Linked DNA regions of Homo sapiens: region 2 is linked to region 1. The links are chromatin contacts, found by Hi-C or POLR2A ChIA-PET in ENCODE. All regions are on one chromosome and are shown on one strand. Each heading gives the region's core, a stretch centred on a gene start or an enhancer-like site at or near the end of the contact. The rest is flanking DNA. Distances are from core to core; before and after follow the strand shown. Region 1 has its middle 31 kb from the start of PTPRJ. Region 2 has its middle 6.9 kb from the start of NUP160.

Evidence for each region. A loop is a pair of places that touch in the nucleus more often than their neighbours do. ChIA-PET counts read pairs that join two places held with the same protein, here RNA polymerase II (POLR2A). Pooled maps may share reads with other maps.
Region 2: a pooled map shows a loop between it and region 1 (3-fold over the local background). The contact joins two enhancer-like sites. A Hi-C loop is called at or near these places in 5 of 50 pooled maps. POLR2A ChIA-PET finds 5 or more read pairs at or near these places in 7 of 52 experiments (AG04449, H1, T-cell and 4 more).

What each region holds. Positions count from the first base shown.
Region 1 is chr11:47,947,659-47,952,030 of GRCh38, forward strand. No RefSeq gene overlaps it. Among named protein-coding and RNA genes, the nearest start is that of PTPRJ, 31 kb to the right of the region's middle. RefSeq lists an enhancer at 1-58. Within about 2 kb of position 2,918, at least 7 of the 41 ENCODE cell types and tissues checked have a DNase peak (open chromatin) inside an H3K27ac peak, as active enhancers do.
Region 2 is chr11:47,852,956-47,857,568 of GRCh38, forward strand. No RefSeq gene overlaps it. Among named protein-coding and RNA genes, the nearest start is that of NUP160, 6.9 kb to the left of the region's middle. Within about 2 kb of position 1,861, at least 2 of the 41 ENCODE cell types and tissues checked have a DNase peak (open chromatin) inside an H3K27ac peak, as active enhancers do.

The DNA of each region.
Region 1 (4,372 bases), core at 1,668-4,167:
GGCTGAGGCAGGAGGATCACTTGAGCCCCGGAGGTAGATGCTGCAGTGAGCTTTGATTGTGCCACTGCACTCCAGCCTGGGTGACAGAGAGAGACTGTCTCTAAAAACAACAAACAGGCTGGGAGCGGTGGCTCACACCTGTAATCCTAGCACTTTGGGAGGCCGAGGCAGGTGGATCACCTGAGGTCAGGAGTTTGAGACCAGCCTGGCCCACATCATAAAACCCTGTCTCTAATAAAAATACAAAAAATTAGCCAGACTTGGTGTTGGGCGCCTGTAATCCCAGCTACTCGGGAGGCTGAGGCAGGAGAATCACTTGAACCTGGGAGGCGGAGGTTGCAGTGAGCCGAGATCGCTCCATTGCACTCCAGGCTGGGCAACAAGAGTGAAACTCCATCTCAGAAAACAAACAAACAAACAACCAGTGATTCATGAATAATAATAATAGTTAACATATAGTGAGTATTTAAAGTGTGCCAGGCAGTATTCTAAGCACGTAACATGTTTTATTTCATTTTTGTAAACCTCACAATAACTTGGAGGAACTTCCTATTTTATAGATAAGAAAACGGAGGCACAGAGACATCACAGCTAGGAAAGGGCACAGAGGACAGCAGGGACAAAATCCTGGAGTCAGGAAAGTCTGGGCTGGATTTAGGGAGCTGCAAGGAGCTGCTGTAAGTGGGTGGAGGAGGAGTTACAGTGAGAGATAAGGCTGGAGAGGACAGTAGGGCCAGAGTCAGAATTTGGACTGGAGTTCATGGCTGGTAGGGAGCCACTGAGGACTTTTGAACATGTCTTTCCTTGGTGCTTCTGAGTTGCATCTTTTTTTCTTTTTCTTTTTTTTGAGACGGAGTTTTGCTCTTGTTGCCCAGGCTGGAATGCGATGGCACGATCTTGGTTCACTGCAACCTCCACCTCCCGGGTTCAAGCAATTCTCCTACCTCAGCCTCTGGAGTAGATGAGGTTACAGGCGCTCACCACCACACCTGGTTAATTTTTGGTATTTTAAGTAGAGAACGGGGTTTCACCATGTTGGTCAGGCTGGTCTCCAACTCCTGACCTCAGGTGATCTGCCCGCCTTGGCCTCCCAAAGTGCTGGGATTACAGATGTGAGCCACCGAGCCTGGCCAGAGCTGCATCTTTGTTCATTTGGTTTAGCGCCACCTTGGAGAACAAAGAGTGAGGATTGAACAAAAACAGTAGAAAAAACTCAGGCTCTTTGTGTGATGAGGAGCCTGTCACTTGCTCACCCAGAATTTTCTGTATTTGTTGTGCTCCTGCTCTGGAATATCCTCTAGATAAGAAATGTATGTTCCCGGAAATGTTCCAACAGGTGTTTTCCACAGCTGGACCATCCTCTCCTTTCGAGCCATGCCCACCTACCCTGATTCAACTCACTTTTCCTGACTTTCACTCCTTGTTCCCCAACTCTAATGTGCACATTAGTTGTTTCTGGCTAGCTAGCATTTCCACTTCTGTAAAACTTCTCCTCATCCTTGTTACAAGATCTGGTGGCCAGGTGCCATGGCTTACTCCTGTAATCCTAGCACTTTGGGAGGCCAAGGGGGACGGATCACTTGAGCTCAGGAGTTTGAGACCAGCCTGGTCAGCATGGTGAAACCCCATCTCTACTAAAAATACAAAAAATTAGCCGGGCATGATGGTGCGCGCCTGTAATCCCAGCTACTTGGGAGGCTGAGGCAGAAGAATCACTTGAACTTGGGATGATTCAACCTGCGGATGTTGCAGTGAGCTGAGATCGGGCCAGTGCACTCCTGTCTGGGCGACAAAGCGAGACTCAGTCTCAAAAAAACAAAAACAAAAACAAGATCTGGTGAGGTTGCCTCACAATATTTTCTTGTGGTAGACACCATTAGTGACCTACCCAATGCAGTCTCCCTCCTTCCTGGCTCAGGAAATACCAGTTTTGCTGGGCACAGTGGCTCATGCCTATAATCCTAGCACTCTGGGAGGCCAAGGCAGGAGGATTGCTTGAGTTCAGGAGTTTGAGACCAGCTGGGTAATGTAGTGATACACCATCTCTACAAAAAATACAAAAATTAGCTGGGTGTGGTGGTGCGCGCCTGTAGTCCCAGCTCCTTGGGAAGCTGAGGTAGGAGGATTGCTTGAGCCTGGGCGGATGAGGCTGCAGTAAGCTGAGATTGTGCCACTACACTCCAGCCTGGGTGACAGAGCAAGACCCATCTCAAAAAAAAAAAGAAAGAAAGAAAGAAAGAAAGAAAAAGAGGCTGGACGTGGTGGCTCATGCCTGTAATCCCAGAACTGTGGGAGGCCAAGGCAGGTGGATTGCCTGAGGTCAGGAGTTTGAGACCAGCCTGGCCAACATAGTGAAACCCCGTCTCTACTAAAAATACAAAAAATTAACTGGGTGTGGTGGTGGGTGCCTGTAAACCCAGCTACTCAGGAGGCTCAGACAGGAGAATCGCTTGAACCCACAAGGTAGAGGTTACAGTGAGCCGAGATCACACCATTGCACTTCAGCCTGGGCAACAAAAGCGAAACTCTGTCTTAAAAAAAAAAAAAAAAAAAAAAAAAAAAGCCGGGCGCGGTGACTCACGCCTGTAATCCCAACACTTTAGGAGGCCAAGGCGGGCAGATCGCAAGGTCAGGAGTTCAAGACCTGCCTGGCCAATATGGTGAAACCCTGTCTTTAATAAAAATACAAAAAAATTAGCCGTGTGTGGTGGCATGCACCTGTAGTGCCAGCTACTTGGGAGGCTGAGGCAGGAGAATTGCTTGAACCCGGGAGGTGGAGGTTGCAGTCAGCCGAGATGGTGCCACTGCACTCCACCCTAGGCGACAGAGAAAGACTCTGACTCAAAAAAAAAAAAAAAAAGGAAAAAGAAAAAGAAACACCAGTTTCAGTTTCGTGGCCAGCCCTGGGTGGTAGATTCTTACATGCCTAAGCCAATAATGACGCTCTGTTTCCCACTTCCCCAGCCCCCCTTGCAGCTTTACCAATAAGACCTAAGGGGAGGTCTACTCTGGGGCTTCTGAGAAAGCTTTTGATTTTTTGACAAGAGGAAACATTTCCTACTTCCTCCCTTGGGACCACCCTGCCTCTCTGCCCCAAACTTAAACATAAGGGCTAGAACTCTGTGCAACTGGAAGGGTATGATCTGAGGGTTGTCAGCAGCAGTCATTTGCTAAAAGCCTGCTTGCTGAGGGGCTGCTACGGGCAAACACAGAGAGAAAAACAACAGGCCAGAGGGGGAGAAAAGTTGAGGCCTTATTTGAATGTCTAGATCCATCCATATCTAAAACCAGCATCATCCCTGAAATTCCAAGTGATGTGAGCAATGCAATGCCTTCCTTTTTCCCTCAGGATTATTTGAGATGGATTTCCATTATTTGCAACCAAAGGAGTCTGACCTATACTCCCTAGGCTCAGGTTTCCTGTCTTTTTTTTTTTGAAATGGAGTCTCACGCTGTCACCCAGGATGGAGTGCAATGGCATGATCTTGGCTCACTACAACCTCTGCCTCCTGGGTTCAAGGGATTCTCCTGCCTCAGCCTCCTGAGTAGCTGGGATTACAGGCATGCACCACCATGCCCAGCTAATTTTTGTATATTTAGTAGAGATGGGGTTTCACCATGTTGGCCAGGCTGGTCTTGAACTTCTGACCTCAAGTGATCTGCCCACCTTGGTCTCCCAAAGTGTTGGGATTACAGATGTGAGCCACCGCACCCGGCCAGGTTTCCTGTCTTTACAGTGAATGTCTAGTAGGGCTTCAGCCTTCCTCTGCCTGTGACACCTGGTGACTTTGACCGAGTGTTACAATGTGTGAGGGCTGCAGGTGCGCGTCCATCCCCCTGCCTATTCTCATCCTCAGCAGTTCCGCCCCCGAAGATAACTCTACTCTAGCCTCTTGGTCAAAAAGTGTCTCAAGGGAATGAGGATTGAAGAAACCTAGGATGTCACCACATACCAAGGCCACTTCAACTCCACAATGTCCTCAGAATGCCATTGCAACACTCTTGTTTGAGAAACACTGGGGTTAAGACATGGGAGTCAAAGAAAAGCAAGCAGGCTGGGTGCGGCGGCTCACGCATGTAATCCCAGCACTTTGGGAGGCCGAGGTCGATGGATCACCTGAGGTCGGGAGTTCGAGACCAGCCTGACCAACATGGAGAAACCCTGTCTCTACTCAAAATACAAAATTAGCTGGGCGTGGTGGTGGGCGCCTGTAATCCTAGCTACTCGGGAGGCTGAGGCAGGAGAATCGCTTGAACCTGGGAGACGGAGGTTGCAATGAGCCGAGATCGGGCCACTGCACTCCAGCCTGGGCAGCAAGAGTGAAACTCCGTCTCAAAAACAAAAAACAAAAAGCAAAAAAACAAAGAAAAG
Region 2 (4,613 bases), core at 611-3,110, 96 kb before region 1:
GCATATTAATGAGCTAAATACATGATTGCTATTTTTATTTTTATTAAATTAAATTAATTAATTAATTAATTTTGAGACAGAATCTCACTCTGTCGCCCAGGCTGGAGTGCAGTGGCTCAATCTTGGCTCACTGCAACCTCCAGCTCCTGGGTTCAAGTAGAGGTGGGGTTTTACCATGTTGGCCAGGCTGGTCTCGAACTCCTGACCTCAAGTGATCCACCCGTCTCAGCCTCCCAAAGTGCTAGGATTACAGGCATGAGCCACCGCGCCCGGCCTCAATGTACATATTTAATGTAGTAATGTTTTTTCATTTTTTTCTCAGAAAAAAATGTTAAATTGATGAGGCATGTTTCGGTTTTATAGGAATCTAGGAATTACATTTTTTGACAGTGAACACTTTTTAGCTTTAGATCACTGTCTTATCTCCAACATCCATCAGAATTCCGGGAACTTCACGTTACCTAATAAATGTTTGAGGAATAATTAAATGAATGAATAAGTGCATATATGCATTTTTGGAAAACTCAAATACCCTTTGAACTATTAATGTTCTGGGGGATGGTTATAACATAAATTGAATCATATTGCCATCTAGTGGTTAGGTAGTGACTTCGTTTAGAAACAAAATGCAGAATGTTACCAATATTGTGCAGCAAGTTTTATTTAAATACTTTTTTTTTTTTTCAGATGGAGTCTCGCTCTGTTGCTCACACTGGAGTGAAGTGGCGCGATCTCTGCTCACTGCAACCTCTACTTCCCAGGTTCAAGCGATTCTCCTGCCTCAGTCTCCTGAGTAGCTGGGATTCCAGGCACGCACCACCACACCTGGCTAATTTTTGTACTTTTAGTAGAGATGGGGTTTCACCATGTTGGTGAGGCTGGTCTTGAACATCCGACCTCGTGATCCGCCCGCCTCGGCCTCCCAAAGTGCTGGGATTCCCGAAGGCGTGAGCCACCACGCCCGGACTTTTTCTTTATTTTTTTTTTTTTGAGACGGAGTTTCGCTCTGTTGCCCGGGCTAGAGTGCAGTGGGGCATGATCTCAGCTGACTGCAATCTCTGCCTGCTGAGTTCAAGTGATTATCCTGCCTCAGCCTCCTGAGTACCTGGGATTACAGGTGCCCGACACCACGCCCGGCTAATTGTTTTATTTTTAGTAGAAACAGGGTTTCACCATCTTGGCCAGGCTGGTCTTGAACTCCTGACCTCGTGATCCACCCACTTTGGCCTCCCAAAGTGCTGGGATTACAGGTGTGAGCCACTGCGCTCAGCTGAACAATACTGTTAATTGAACTTTAAGCAGATTTTCATAACCAACTTGATAGCTACTCCTTGAAAGAAGAATTTGGTGGTTTAAACAAGTGTGGGAAATGATGATAAATAAAGTTAAACATATTTCTTTCTTGAAGAACTTTTCAAAGACATTAATATAATAGCTTTGTGAAGTTCCAAGAAGGCCTTATGCATGATACTGCTTTCCAGACTCTTTGACATACAGAATACTCTTTTCAAGGGGCAACTCATTGGACCATTGTTCTTTGAGAATATATTTTGGAAAACATGGCTTTACTTTCATTTTGCCCATAGGTTAAAAATATCAGCTGGGCATGGTGGCTCACACCTACAATCCCAGCATTTTGGGAGGCTGAAGCAGGAGGATTGGTTGAGCCCAGGAGTTTGAGACCACCCTGGGCAACATAGTGAGACTCCATCTCTACAAAAAAAAAAAAAATTATCCAAGTATGGTAGTGTACACCTGTAGTTTCAGCTACTTGGGAGGCTGGGGCAGGAGGATCCCTTGAGCCCAGAAGTTCAAGGTTATAATGAGCTATGACTGTGCCGCTGCACTCCAGCCTGGGTGACAGAACGAGACTCTGTTTCTAAAAAAAAAAGCAGAATTGTGGAATAAATGAAGTATGTCAGTGACTTCTCAATTCCGTTTTCAGTATTCTTTCTACCCACTTAGGAAACCACCATGACTTTAGACTCCAGGGCCTTTGAGGGGCCCTGAAAGCCCAGGGCTCCCACCTAGACTTGACCCTCCTGTGCTTTGGACTTATCCTTGGGAACTATACACCCTGGATTGTTTTCACCTTTCAGGTAATATTTTCTATAAATTTCTCTTTTTTTACTTTTTTTTTTTTTTTCTGAGACAGGGTGTCACTCTGTCGCCCAGGTTGGAGTGTAGTGGCCTGATCTCTGCTCACTGCAACCTCCGCCTCCCAGGTTCAAGTGATTCTCCTGCTTCAGCCTCCCAAGTAGCTGGGACTACAGGCGTGCACCACCACGCCCAGCTAATTTTTATATTTTTAGTAGAGACGGGGTTTCACCATGTTGGCCAGGCTGGTCTCAAACTCCTGACCTCAGGTGATCCTCCCATCTCGGCCTCCCAAAGTATTGGAATTACAGGTGTGAGCGACCATGCCTGGCCTTTTAAAAATTTTTTTTTAAATTTTTTGAGACAGAGTCTTACTCTGTCACACAGGCTGGAGTATAAGGTGCAATCTTGGTTCATTGCAACCTCCACCTCCCAGGTTCAAGCAATTCTCATGCCTCATCCTCCTAGTAGCTGGGATTTCAGGCGTGTACCTCTAACAACATTTTTGTATTTTTAGTAGAGATAGGGTTTCGCCATGTTGGCCAGGCTGGTCTCGAACTCCCGGCCTCAAGTGATCCCCCACCTTGGCCTCCCAAAGTGCTGGGATTACAGGCGTAAGCCACTGTGCCCAGCCAATTTTCTGTAAATTTCAATTATGATTCATTATATGATTAGTTAAATGTTACTTCTGTATCTTTGTAGGAGCTTACATGTAATTTAATTCACAAAATCAAAACAAACTCTTGCTAAGGTGGGCGAGGTGGCTCACGCCTGTAATCCCAGCAGTTTGGGAGGCTGAGGCGACAGATCACTTGAGGTCAGGAGTTCAAGACCAGCCTAGCCAACATGGTGAAACCCCACGTCTACTAAAAATATAAAAAAAATTAGCCAGGCATGATGGCATGCACCTGTAATCCCAGCTACTAGGGAGGCTGAGGCAGGAGAATTGCTTGAACCTGGGTGGTGGAGGTTGCAGTGGTGCCATAATGAGCCAAGGTGGCACCACTGCACTCCAGCCTGGGCGACAAAGCAAGACTCCATCTCAAAAAAAAAAAAAAAAATCCTCGCTTGAACCATATGTTCTGAGTTTTACTTCTGAAAATATGAATGCCTTACCTATTAAAACTAGCTCTGGTATAACTGGAAATGAGTTGACATTATAGTAATTCACACTGAGGTGCTGATGACTATAAAAACTTCATAAATTGCCTTTCCCAGAGGTAAGTCATGGCAACATACACTACCTTAACTGGTAGGGCATTGCCCCTCCTCCCTCTCTTGCTAATCAGTTGTGGGAGTCCTTTTCTACTGCCTCGGTATCATTTTCAACAGAGTGATTCAGAGAGCTATCAGCTGACTGGAATTGGCACGTTATCTATATACTCCACTTACCATCTCATTCAAAGGGATTAAACTCTAGTGGTGGAATTGGAGGCATCAACAAAGAACCAGATGTGCAGGTAGCCTCAGTAGGGGCAGTTAAGTTCATCTCAGTAAAATATGTTTAATATTAGTCTTTTTTTTTTCTTTTTTAAGATAGAGTCTCACTCTGTTGCCCAGGCTGGAGTGAAGTGGCACCATCTCCACTCACTGCAGCCTCTGTCTTTTGGGTTCAAGCATTGTCCTGCCTCAGCCTCCCGAGTAGCTAGGATTACAGGTGCTCACCACCACGCCCAGCGAATTTTTGTATTTTTAGTAGAGACAGGGTTTCACCATGTTGGCGAGGCTGGTCTTGAACTCCTGACCTCAGGTGATCCACCTGCCTTGGCCTCCCAAAATGCTGGGATTACAGGCGTGAGCCACCGCGCCTGGCCAATATTAGTCTTAAAAAACAAGGTGGGCCAAGCATGGTCTCGCCATGTTAGCCAGGCTGGTCTCGAACTCGAGGCGGGCACAGGAGTTTGAGACAAGCCTGGGCAACATGGCGAAACCCCATCTCTACATAAAGTACAAAAATTAGCCAGGTGTGGTGGTACATGCCTGTAGTATCAGCTACTCTGGAGGCTGAGGTGGGAGGGAGGATGACCTGAGCCCAGGGAGGTTGAGGCTGCAGTGAGCTAGCTGAGATCACATTACTGGGCAACAGAGACCCTGTTTAAAAAAAAAAAAAATCAAGATCAAAAGTTGATCCAGTAAAAAGGGTTATTTGCATGTATAGAGTCCAAAAGTGCTTTTTTTTTTAGACAGGGTCTTACTCTGTTACCCAGGGTGGAGTGCAGTGGCATGATCAAGGCTCGCTGCAACCTCTGCCTCCCAGGTTCAAGTGATTCTCCTGCCTCAGCCTCCCAAGTAGCTGGGATTACAGGCTCGCACCACCACGGCTGGCTCATTGTTTTGTATTTTTAGTAAAGACAGAGTTTTACCATGTTGGTCAGGCTGGTCTTGAACTCCTGACCTCAAGTGATCTGCCTGCCTCGGCCTCCCAAAGTGCTGGCATTACAGGTGTGAGCCACTGTGCCTGGCCTCAGAAGTGCTTTTTAATATAAAAGTGTACAATACAATTAAGAGGCTAGAAA